Linked DNA regions of Homo sapiens: regions 1, 2 and 4 are each linked to region 3. A link is a contact called in ENCODE Hi-C data. All regions are on one chromosome and are shown on one strand. Each heading gives the region's core, a stretch centred on a gene start or an enhancer-like site at or near the end of the contact. The rest is flanking DNA. Distances are from core to core; before and after follow the strand shown.

Region 1 (3,067 bases), core at 172-2,671, 5.2 Mb before region 3:
AATCACTGTGTACCTACTCTCTCTCAGGAACAGTGGAAGATGCTTGCGATACAAAGATAAACAAGCCCCTATACGAAGAACAAGAATGTTCCAGATGGATTCAATGTGGAAGGACATTCTAGGCAGGGGGAACAGCAAATGCAAATCCATGTGTCCTGGAATGAGCCAGACATGCTTCAGGTTCCATGGAGTTTTTTTTTTTTTTTTTTTTTTTTGGATTAAAAAATTTGGTGACTTTTCAAAGTTTGACAACCTCAGGATTAAACAATTTATCGAGCCCCTCTGCCATCTCACTCTCCATGAGGGCAGTCCAGGTTGAGACTCAGATACAAATCACCTTTATTGAGTTCTGCTGGGATGGACAGGTCACTTCATGTATACGTAGATCCTCTCCTTAATTCTATTTAAATCACTTAGGTGACTATCACCATCTCCCATCAGGGTTCGGTGACCTGCCCACAGCCTCCCAAGTAGAAAATGATCCAGGGAGCATGTGAGTTAATGATACATCACATCTGGAGCCAGGCAGGCATTTCATGGGTGGGGATGAAGATCTTCCCTCCAATTTCAGAAGTCTGACCTTGCAGGTTCTGAAGTAACTATATACATAAATATTTATAAGGAGAACCCTTTAAGCAGAGGGGTGACCATTTATCCATGAGAGATGGCTTAGGAACGGATTTGGGTTTTGGAGAGCTTCTCTAGCTCCTCCAGCTCCGCAGCCTGTCACACGCAGGATGACCTTTTAGAACAACTGAGTGCTCCATTACACTCCTCACTTGCGGATTCAAACTGTCTCTGGGCAGGGTCCCAGTTTTGCCTGTCCAGGGACACTGTGCACTTGGGTTGACTTTGGTAAATGTTTGAGTAAGGGATGAGTGAATAAATTCGGGGAGAGGGGTTGTTGAGGGAAGGCCACCCCTGGCTCTAAAGACTTTCCAGGGTTTATGGGGTGGCCACGCCTGTCCTGGATCCCCATGGTGCCTCTGGATGGGCCATTTCATCCTTCCTCCCTGTGGCCTCCACATCTTACAACCCAGCCTGGAGGGAGGGGCCGCGCAGCCCCGAGGGGCCAGGTCTCCCAGGCGGCGTCCACTCCCCTCGAGGGTGGAGGAGGTAGGTGGGGACCCCGGGCCGGCGGGGCTCGGCTGGGGCCCCTTCCCTGAGGTCTGCAGCCGCAGCCCTCTACCTGGCTCCCCGGCCGCCCCTTCGCGGCCCCAGATCGGGCGCACCCGGCGGGCACCTGGCCCGCCGCCCCCCGGGGGCCCCGCCAGCTGCTCCCGAAGCCGGCCCGGGGTGGCGGGGCGGGCCCGAGCGCTAGTCGACTCTGGGACCGGTCCCCCGGGGCGCGGCCGGGCAGCAGCCCCCGCCTCCCCGCCCCGGGGGCCGGGCCGGGCTCCCGGGGGGCGGGGACTCGCCCAGTGGCAGCAGCGTCCGGGCCGGCGGCGGGCGCCGGGCGGCTTCCTGCAGGCGGCGCCGGGGCGAGCCGTTGCCGGCTGCAGCCACCGCCGCCGGGTCGCCGGGTCGCGGGGGCCGCGGCGCTCGGGCCGCGTCCGTGCCTCCCGGGCGCGCTGCGCGGCCGTCGCTGCTGCCCGCGCTCGTGCCGCCGCCGCCGCCGCCGCCGCTGCTGCCGGTTACGCCAGCCCCGCCGCCGCCCGCTCTGATTCTGCGCATAGGCAGCCCCCAAGCCTGTCATTCTGCAAAAACACAGTTTACTCAACACACCACACACACTCGCACACACACGCGCGCACACACACGCGCACACCGGACCCCGCGCGCACACGCACGGAGGGCGCGAGCGAGCAGACGCGCACACCGGCGAGCCAAGTTCCGCAGCCTGGCATGGCTTCTGGGGACCTTTACGAGGTACGGGGACGCGGGGGCGCGGGCCGGCCCCAGTCAGCGGGCGGCGGCGGGCGGCGGCGGCGGGCGGCGGGGACCGGGCCGGGGCCGGGGCCGGGCGCAATCCGGAGTTGCCGAGCCCGCGGCGGCGGCGGCGGCGGCCGGAGGGTGGCGGGGGCCGGGCGCGCCTCCCGCCCGCCGCCCGCCGCCCGCCGCCTCCCGCGGCGCCCGCGCCCGCTCCCTCTTTCTCTTTCTCTCGCACACACACTCTCTTACTCCATCTACTTTGCGGCCTTGGAGGGGAAGGAGGAAGCCGGGCGGAGCCGGGGCGGGGGAGGTAGCGGTCCCGGGGAGGTGTTTCTCGCCCGACGAGCCGCCTCGAGTACAGAAAGTACAGGTAAAAGTCGGCGCCGGACGTGCTGGGAATGCGGGGGGGCGCGCCGCGGCCGGCGGGGGTGTGGGGCGGGGGTTGCGCGGCCCGGCTGGGCCGGGGGCGCGGGGGAGGAGGGGGGCGGGCGATCGGAGCGGAGCCTGGCCGGGGCGAGGCGGGGTCCCGGGGGGCTGCGAAGGGGGAGGCTGGGTGGGGGTTCGGGGGGACAACCGCCAAACCGCTCCCCGGGGTCCCCGGGCCACCTCCCTCACCCCCCACCTGCTGCCCCCGCACCAGCTCGGACGCCCTCCGGGCTCGGGCGTGGGGGTGGCCCTTGCGGGTGTCGTGCTCCCTGGGGGCGAAAGGGGGCGCTGCGGAGGGCCCTGGGTGGGAGGAGAACGTGGAAGTCTGAGGTGTTGGGGACATAGGACACAGATGCCAGCCCAGCGCCCAGTACTCTCGTCACCCTCAGTGGATACCTGGCTCCAGGTCCTAATGAGTAGTGGCCAGCGTTGGATACTCTCATGTCTTCCCAAAAGTGGCGAAGGAAGACATTAGTCTGGCATCTTTCAAACAATGGAGGAACACCCATGGTCTTTGGGGAGCAAGGGCTTAGGAACACAACTGTTACTGCTTTGGGTTTTCCACAAGTGGACAACACAAGGAACAGCCAGCCACCACTCCCCAGAGGGAATGGCCTCAGAGGTGTTGGCCGCCAAGACCAGGTTCAGGATAAAGAAGTTAAGAGACCAGCCATCTTCAACCAGAGGGCCTTCTGGGCCTCCGTGAAACCAGCCGCATGGGTTAGCCTGGACCTGCACTTCCCGGAACATAAATTGGTTAACGCCATCT
Region 2 (3,114 bases), core at 558-3,057, 5.7 Mb before region 3:
GGAGAAAAACGAACAAGGATAACAAGCAAGGATTCGGCAATTTGCAATTTACTTCTTTTAAGCCAAACGGATGCCATTTAAAGAACTATAACAATAATGCATCTAAAGTAGTTTTCTTCAGCATTTTCCCAAACAGGGAAGACTTTGGTCTGCTGACTCCAATTTGGGATGGGTTGCTCAAACCTCGGAACTGCCAGCTAGAAGCTGTCTGTCACATTAGCAATCCAAATTCTGTACTAACGATGCTACCCCAGACCCTACTGCCGCCCCGCCCCCCCACCCCTCCACACTCCCCACCGCCAAAGAGCGCAAATGGATTCACAAAACAAATCCAAGAGAAACCAGAAGTTACAAGGGCACTTGAATTTCTTCTAAGTTTAGCACAGATATCTCCCCAATGCAAAGGTTAAAAGTGTAGCGTGCGTGGTGGTTTTGCTGGGACAAAGCGCTAAGAATACACATCATTTTGCTTTTTCTGACCTGTCAATTGTAGTGATATTCTCTACCACTAGCTTATATTTAACCAGCTTACTGGTCAGTTTCTCCAGTTTTTAGCATTCCCCCCTTTCCTTTTATTAAAACAGCAACCTAGTTTGCAAGAAGGTTGCTAAAAGAAAAGATAGTCTCCTGCAAGATCTGATACACTTGTATAAGCACTGTCTTATCAACCTTTTAATTAACCTGGTTAGTTGAGTTGGCAAATCAGGTTAAGCTTTGCTTTACTAAAGTATTAAAATGCCCTTTGTCGCAAGGCTCTCACGGTCCTCGGGTTGTAACAGCATCCTGAGAATTCGCTACAGTTTACTTCAACGTGTAACTCCTCTTTTAAACAGTTACCAGAATGGAGCGGAAAAGACACGTTTGGCAAGGAGAATTTCGCCCGGAGGTTCGGACTACCAACCCAAGGAGAACATCGAGAGGGTTTTCTCTGCCTGCACCCAGCGAGGCGCTGTCTGTCTGGCCTCCCAGCGGGCAGGGCGCTCCCCGCCTGGTTGGCGGCGCCGGCCCAGCCCCCGCGCGTGGATTCAGAGGCGAGCGACTGGCGAACTTCAGCGGGGACCGCGGGCCCGGCCTGGGCGAGGGGGTGACTCTTCCCCGGCGCGGCCTCGCCCAGCCCGCAGGTGCGGGTCCCGGCCGGCCCAGGACGGCGTCTGGGGGCCTCAGGGTCTCCGAGGTCGGGCGCTCGCCGCGGCGGTGGGAACCGGGAGGGACAAGGCGGGGGATCGCGGCCCGGGTCCGGGGACAACTCCAAGGGGCGCGGGGGTCCAGTGGGGAGCGCGGGCCTGGAAGCCACAGAGGCCGCCTGGGGGACGCGGTCAGCGGGGCCGGGTTCCGGCGCTTGCCGGGAGGGACGCCGCGCCAACGGTGACGCGGGGACCCCGGCGCCGGGGACAGGGGACAGGGTCTGGGGGCCACGCCCGGCCCGGCCGCCCCGCCTCCGGCTCCGGGCAGCACCGCCGCGCCCGCCCGCCGTAGCCCCCTCCCCACCTGATGTACGGGCTGGCCGCCGCCAGGATGTTCTTCTGCACCGGGATCTCCTCCCCGTCGAGGACCAGGTGCGCGTCGCAGAAGCGAGACTCCTCGCGGAAAGAGCTGAGCGCTCGCAGCAGACGCGCGGCGTGCTGAGGGTCAGACACGGCACTGCCCTCAGCCATCGCGGCGCCCGCTCCTCTGCCGACGGGTCCGGCTCCCGACACCGTCCGGCCGGACCCCTCGAGCGGCCCGAGTCCTGCGCGCGCGCCCGCCCGGCCCGGCTCTCCGCGCTCTGAGCAGAAGCTGGAGCCCCCGGGACGTGCCTGTGCTATCCGCGGCGCGCTGGGCCGGCGCCTTTAAGAAGCCGCGTCATGAAGTCATTTCTCCGCGACGCCCCCGCACCGTCGCTCCCCGCCTTCTCGCCTCCGCTGCTGGAGATGGCCAATCAGAAGCCTCCTTCCTCCGCCCGCCTGACCAGCTGCGGCTGGGTGCAGCGGAAGGTGTCTACGGATGAGATAGGTCGCTCCCGCGATGGAGGGATGTGCGGGCGGGCTAGGATTCCGTGGTTAAGCCTGTGGCCTCTGGAGCCGCGAGTTTGAATCCTGGTTGCAGCTGTTCCACTTACTAGCTCTGTGGCCATGGGTAAGGTGCCCATCCTCAGTTTCTCCGTCTGCAAAATGAAAGCGAATTCTTAGTGTTGTTGTGGACTCATGAGATGATGCATGGAAGCAAGGGCGAAGTCGCTGTAGCTTTCTTTATTTATGAGAGAAAAGGAGCTGCCCAGGTGAGAGGACAAAAACCCGAGAAAACAGACCCGGAAAAGATGGTTTTGGTTGCGGGCTAGGAAGGAGATGTAGCAGATGAAGCTGGAGAAGTCCGAAGGAGGCCTTAAATTTTGCAGGGCCTCCTTGGTGTGGGAAGGAGTTTGGTTTCTGCAGTGGTGAAGAACCATGGAAGTACCGTATTTAGCAGGGGATTTTGTGCAGGTCACTCAGCTCCTGCGTGGAGAATAAGGCGGGGATGGATGTGCTAAAGGCAGATCGATGCTTAGGTATTGCAGGACTAGAGAGAAGGGAATGGGCACCTGGATGAAAGGGTGATGCGGGGGCGGGGGTAGACAATAGTGGATTGTTTTAAAAGAAATTGTGAGGGAGAGGGAGTTAAGGATAAATATTCTGTTTGAGTAACTGCATGCATGTTTGCACCTTTCAGGGAGAGCTAGGAAATGCTGAAGGGGTGGGCAGTAGAGAGGCAGATGTTTAGATTCAGACAGGCTCCCAACCCAGTGAAGATCAAAGCTGTGATAGAAAGGATCGCTGGGTCAGCTCAGCTGGCAGGCCAAGCCCCACGGTATCTGAAGTTTCCCTGGAGGTTGCTCAGGGCACATGGGAGTGTGGAATGTAGCAACCATTTTGTGCAAACGTTAGGGACTCCATAAGCCTCTAAAAAATTAGCAATTGTATGAGGACTCCGGACCAGAAGAATGTGGCTAGCATTCCAGGCAAGACAGGATGGAATTTTCACTGTCCTTCAACCAACTGAAAGGCTCCAATAAAGTCTTGGGTATTTACCCTGAACCAGCCAAGGCTTTGGAGTCACTGGCAGGAATCCGAGTATCTAACTGTTTTCAGGGCAGAATAG
Region 3 (2,810 bases), core at 46-2,545:
AGCCCAGGAGGTCCAGGATGCAGTAGGTCGTGATCGCGCGGCTGCATCACAGCCTGGGCGACGGAGCGAGCCCCCACTCAAAAATTAAAAAATAAAAACGACGAGAGGCCAGACGTGGTGGCTCACTCCTGTAATCCCAACACTTTGGGTGGCCGAGGCAGGAGGATCGCTTGAGCTCAGGAGTTCAGACCAGCTTAGGTAACAGAGACCCATCGCAAAAAAAGAACAATAATAAACAACAAGGGAGCGAGAAGGCAAGAAAATGGTGCAAATTTACCCGGATGTCAACAGGGGGCGGGGCCAAGCGCTGCTACCGAAGATGCCAAGATGGACGCCAGGCAGCCAGGAGAAAGATCCCAACCCCACCCGCGCAGATATCCGCGAGGCCCCGCGCTCAGCCTCCTCACCCCCGCTATCCGCGGCCTCCGGGTCCTCCTCCGCCTTCCGCTTGAGCTTCTGGGAGGAGGGGCTCACCGGCGCGTCCCCCAGCAGGTACTTATGCTCCTGGCCCCGCAGGTGCTTGAGGTAGCGGTCCTTCAGGGACTGCCACGAGTGCTGCGTGAGCGAGCTCTTCTCCATCGCTTTCCACAAGGCGTTACCGGTGACGGAGCTGGGCGAGCGGGCATTTTCCTTCACGTAGGTAAGGATGGCTACGTCGTCCGCATCCGTGAAGGCGATCCGCCCGGCGTGCCGCTGCGGCTCCGGCTCCGCGGCGCCCTCGGCCAGGGCCCCGGGCTTTGCTTCCGAGCCGGTGTCCGCCGCCGAGGCGGGGCCCAGCCGATAGGCCTCCAGCTCCAGCCTCTCGTTGCGCTCCACGCAGTCCAGGATGTACTGCGTGGAGATGAAATCACCCGAGGCCTCGGCCAGCGCCTCCCCGGGCTGGGCCAGCAGCACGGCCCCGGGCTCCTGCACTCGGCACACGGTGCCGCCGCCGTGCAGGATGAGCGTCGACAGCCGACGCTTGGCCGGGCTGGGCCGCACGTAGAAGGACATGGAGCTGCCGTCGTCCCTCACGAACAGAGTCGAGGAATGGGTGGGCCCGTTGGGGTCTTTGCCCAAATCCATCGCCTCCGCCATGTCTGACGCCGAGCACTACTAGAAGAGCTACCCCCTCGCGAGCGCCTGGCACACAGAGCTCAACTGACTGAGCTGTCACCGCAGACGCCTCTGCCGCGAAGCGCAGCACTGGGCCTGCGCAGCAGCAGCCGCGGCGCATCGAGAGTGCCCGCCCCCTCTCCCCCGGAAGAGGTGGGGCTTCGCACCTTGACCTGGAAATTAACGTACTATCCTCCTTACTTTTGGGTCGGGCCCTCCGGGAAGATGGCGGCCGTGCAGGCGGCCGAGGTGAAAGTGGATGGCAGCGAGCCGAAACTGAGCAAGAAGTGAGTGTCGCTGCGAGTCTTTAAAGCCTTTGCGGTAGGAGAGTCTGGGCTGGGAAGCGCCGCGAGGTTCCCACCAAGGCTGCTGTGCCGGGGCCTTCTTGCCGGCTCTCGTGGGTACGCACATGCTGAGACGTGGTGGCTGCGCCCTGCAGACCACGTACCCCGGGATACCCCGGGCACGCCGGCTCCCCGTTCCCAGCTGGCACCGGCGGGATGCTCCCTATCATACTCCTAGAGTTAAGAGACTGTGGAGGAGGAACTAGGACGAGAACTAAGAGTTATCAGAAAAGAAAAGCGAAACTTCCTGCTTAGCTTCATCCTCCTTTCTGAGAAATGCATTCTTTTGTTGAGCCACTCAGTAAACGTGGAAGTTGGAGAAATGTTAAATACCCTAGCTTTTCAGAAAGACCTTCAAAATTTTCTGGGCCTCACTAAGGTCATTCTGAACGTTATGTATTAAAAGGGATCAGTTCTAAAACTGTCATGCATCTACCCGTATGGGTTATTCAGTAGATACCTGTGAGTATTAAGTGATCAACGTCTAACAGTAGAGACCATCTTAATTCAGCCTGATATCTTTGTTAACCACTCCCAAATCCCTGGAGTATGTAGGTTAACATAGATAAGTCAGGATTAGCCACCCTTTAACTGGCTGTCTTATATTCTCATTAGCGTTCCCCATTTGAACCACAGAACACAGGTAATTGAGTGTTTTATCATTGCTAGGAAGATGGTACATAGTACCATTCCAGAGGCATACGAGAGGGCTTAATCCCCGTGGCGCGCACTTGTTATCCCAGCTACTCGGGAGACTGAGGCAGGAGAATCGCTTTAACCCAGGAGGCGGAGGTTGCAGTGTGCTGAAGTCGTGCCACTGCACTCCAGCCTGGGAGACTTGAGGTAGTGGTCCTTCAGGGACTGCCAGAAGTGCTGCGTGAGCGAGCCCTTCTCCATCGCTTTCCCCAAGGAGTTACTGAGACGGAGCCAGACCCTGAATGAAAAAGAAAAGAGAAATGATGTTTCTTTTTTTTTTTTTTTAAGATGGAGTCTCGCTCTGTCGCCAGGCTGGAGTGCAGTGGCGCGATCTCAGCTCACTGCAACCTTCGCTGCCAGGGTTCAAGCGATTCTCCTGCCTCAGCCTCCCGAGTAGCTGGGATTACAGGCGTGTGCCACCATGGCTGGCCAATTTTTGTATTTTTAGTAGAGACAGGGTTTCACCATGTTGGGCAGGATGGTCTCAATCTCGTTACCTTGTGATCCGCCCACCTTGGCCTCCCAAAGTGCTGGGATGACAGGCGTGAGCCTGAGCCACCACCCCTGGCCTGATGTTTCCTTTTGTGTCCCTGGCTTTGTGCTTCAAATATCTTAGAAAAAGTATAAGAGAAATTGTCGAAGTTTATAGTTGGGTAGGACCTTAATATATTGTCC
Region 4 (2,787 bases), core at 34-2,533, 5.1 Mb after region 3:
CGGTGGCGGGCGCCTGTAGTTCCAGCTACTCGTGAGGCTGAGGCAGGAGAATGGCGTGAACCCGGAAAGCGGAGCTTGCAGTGAGCAGAGATCGCGCCACTGCACTCCAGCCTGGGCGACAAAGCGAGACACCGTCTCAAAAAAAGAAAAATTAGCCGGGCGTGGTGGCACGCGCCCGTAATCCCAGCTAGTCTACTCGGGAGGCTGAGGTAAGAGAATCGCTGGAACCCGGGAGGCAGAGATGGCAGTGAGCCGAGATCGCGCCACTGCTCTCCAGTCTGGGCGACAGACTGTGACTCCGTCACAAAAACAAAACAAAACAAAACAAAAAAAACTTCCCCCACGTCTGTTTACCATTATTACAAAAAGCTTGTATGATTGCTCACTGCATCTTCTCCATCCTCCAAGGAAACATCATCGCATTTAAACTCTGTCCTCCATTACGCAAACGAGAAAATAGAGGTTCAGAGGAGGAGACAAGTTGCCCAACTACCAAAATACAAATTCAAACCGGAGTCTTGGCTCTAAAGACTGTTTCCGTTATTTACGCTTTTAACACGCTCCATCTTTCTATCTTCCCCTCGGTGTACCATTTACTCTACCCAGAGGGAGACATCCATGCCTCCCGCTGCTTGTCACACCTCCCCCGTCTCAGAGTCCCCAGAAGTTAAAAGCAATCTCCACGAGCCCTATTTTGAGATAGAATATGTTCCCACACTGTGGATGGAAGCGAGAGATAACTGCAGGAAGCCGTTTTGGCGCCTCAACCATCCCTCGGTACCTCCTCCTGGTCCCCAGCCTCTCGGGCCTAGACTGCCCGTGACCCCCGCCAAAGTCTCGGGTCCCCCTTCCATATGGCCGGTCTCCGCCTCCCCGGGCCCGGGGAAGTCTCCAGGCTGTTTTTTTACCCTGCAGCGAGAAGGATGGTGTGGATATCCAACGGATGCTACCTCCCTTCAAAACTTAAGCCACCACCAACTCCAACATACTGGCGTCCGCCATTAGACCTCAAGACAGGGACATTCTGGTGGCGCGCGGCGGAAAAAGGCACCCAATCCGCGCCTGAAGAATATATATAATTTTTAAAAAATGCTTCCGTCTTGCTTCCACACGGCATTACAAATTATTTAAACATGCTTTATTGCTTTGCTTTTTCCAGGAGAATAGAAAATTAATACGTTTTTAGAAGTAGACTTTAAAAAAAAAAAACCATTAGAGTTCATTGGGCACTTCTGTGGGCAGCCCCAAATAGGCGCCAACGAAGAGGGGGCCTCGCGGGACCGGAAGTGCCGAATGGGGACCAAGATGGCGGACCTTGATTCGCCTCCGAAGCTGTCAGGGGTGCAGCAGCCGTCTGAGGGGGTGGGAGGTGGCCGCTGCTCCGAAATCTCCGCTGAGCTCATTCGCTCCCTGACAGAGCTGCAGGAGCTGGAGGCTGTATACGAACGGCTCTGCGGCGAGGAGGTGCGGGGTCGAGCCTCTTCTTTTTCATGGAGGATCTAGGGAGAGTGGGAGCCTTCAGTCGGGAAATCCGGGCTGTGGGAAACTCTCCTTGCTGGGGGATACAAAAAAGCGGGAAAACAAAGAAGCGGAAGCTAGTCGGGTATATGAGTAGTCCTGTCAACTCTTTTCACGCTGTCGGACGCGCCGAGCTTGTCTTCCCTGATACCTGGGCGATCTGCAGCCTCTCCTCCCTAGACCCCCGTTGATTTCCCTGATCCATGATCACCAGTTTCTCCACGGGAGTAAAGTTAGTCTGAGAGTATTTGCCAAATTGCTTGGTTCTCAAAATAATAAGCGCCCTTTTGCATTGGCTTAATTTACAAATTATGAAACGCTCTCATCCTGTTATTTAAGAGGGAAGCCTTTGCAGATTAACTTCTTGAAGCGTTTTAAGACTTCCTCTTGTGGGGAGTGATTTGGGGGTGTGATTTTAGCGTTTTGGTCAAATGCACATCTTTGTAGAGGTTTAGCTTTTAAGACTCAGACACAATTCTCTAATCTTGGACAAGTCACTTCATCTCTGGTACCCTTGATATTTTATCAAATGAGGGGTGTGGACTATTCTCCAATTCCTTTCAGTTCATAACGTTCTATTTCCTGCCTCCTTTAATTTTCAGTGGCAACTCGATGCTGTCAATTCACTTTCGAATGTCAGTTGGGTTCCTTGCTAGTCAAAAGAGATCTAAGCTCTAAGCTTGTCAGCTGTTTCCCAGACCAAACTTCTAGCAAAGTTGAGCACAAAAGGCAGTTTCAGCCTGAGGGAGAGGTGATCGTTGATATCTTTGAGTATTTTCAAGTATAAACTTGCACTAACTCTAGCAGTTTCTGATACGTTTTTCAGCAAGATGTGTGTGGTGTTTTTTGTTTTGTTTTGTTATTTTTAGAAACAGGGCCGCTCTCTGTTGCGCAGGCTGGAGTGCTGTTGTGCTGCAATCAGAATGGATGAAACCAGAGGCGCACACCACCGTGCCTGGCTAGTTTAGTGTGTGGGGCTTTTTTTGTCTGGCCTCAGCAAGATGTGTTTTAAAATTTAGTATCTTGCGGGGCGCGGTGGCTCACGCCTGCCATCCCAGCACTTTGGGAGGCCAAGACGGGAGGATCACCTGAGTCAGGAGTTCGAGACCAGCATGACCAAAATGGTGAAAACCATCACTACTAAAAATACAAAACTAGCCGGGTGTGGTGACGCATGCCTGTAATCCCAGCTACTCGGGAGGCTGAGGCAGGAGAATTGCTTGAACCTGGGAGGCGGAGGTTGCAGTGAACCAAGATAGCGCCATTACA

The links. A loop is a pair of places that touch in the nucleus more often than their neighbours do. Pooled maps may share reads with other maps.
Region 1: a loop to region 3 is called in a pooled map, with 4 times the contacts of the local background. The contact joins the promoter of CDYL2 here to the promoter of KARS1 in region 3. A Hi-C loop is called at or near these places in 3 of 50 pooled maps.
Region 2: a pooled map shows a loop between it and region 3 (18-fold over the local background). The contact joins the promoter of GAN here to the promoter of KARS1 in region 3. A Hi-C loop is called at or near these places in 4 of 50 pooled maps.
Region 4: a loop to region 3 is called in a pooled map, with 8 times the contacts of the local background. The contact joins the promoter of COG4 here to the promoter of KARS1 in region 3. A Hi-C loop is called at or near these places in 5 of 50 pooled maps.

Annotation. Positions count from the first base shown.
Region 1 is chr16:80,802,952-80,806,018 of GRCh38, reverse strand. It overlaps CDYL2 (chromodomain Y like 2), which reads left to right and starts at 1,421. Exons shown (of 7, transcript NM_152342.4): 1 at 1,421-1,869. The coding sequence starts at 1,846. RefSeq lists silencers at 1,141-1,200, 1,221-1,530, 2,141-2,210, 2,491-2,640.
Region 2 is chr16:81,313,655-81,316,768 of GRCh38, reverse strand. It overlaps GAN (gigaxonin), which reads right to left and starts at 1,807. Exons shown (of 11, transcript NM_022041.4): 1 at 1,489-1,807. The coding sequence starts at 1,655. RefSeq lists silencers at 931-1,200, 1,221-1,280, 1,421-1,760 and an enhancer at 1,771-1,970.
Region 3 is chr16:75,646,150-75,648,959 of GRCh38, reverse strand. KARS1 (lysyl-tRNA synthetase 1) reads left to right here and starts at 1,295. Exons shown (of 14, transcript NM_005548.3): 1 at 1,295-1,382. The coding sequence starts at 1,321. It overlaps TERF2IP (TERF2 interacting protein), which reads right to left and starts at 1,187. Exons shown (of 3, transcript NM_018975.4): 1 at 408-1,187. The coding sequence starts at 1,077. RefSeq lists enhancers at 1-265, 63-332, 266-1,223, 1,263-1,442 and a silencer at 643-762.
Region 4 is chr16:70,522,050-70,524,836 of GRCh38, reverse strand. COG4 (component of oligomeric golgi complex 4) reads left to right here and starts at 1,283. Exons shown (of 19, transcript NM_015386.3): 1 at 1,283-1,464. The coding sequence starts at 1,294. It overlaps SF3B3 (splicing factor 3b subunit 3), which reads right to left and starts at 1,021. Exons shown (of 26, transcript NM_012426.5): 1 at 909-1,021. RefSeq lists enhancers at 1-477, 1,511-1,650.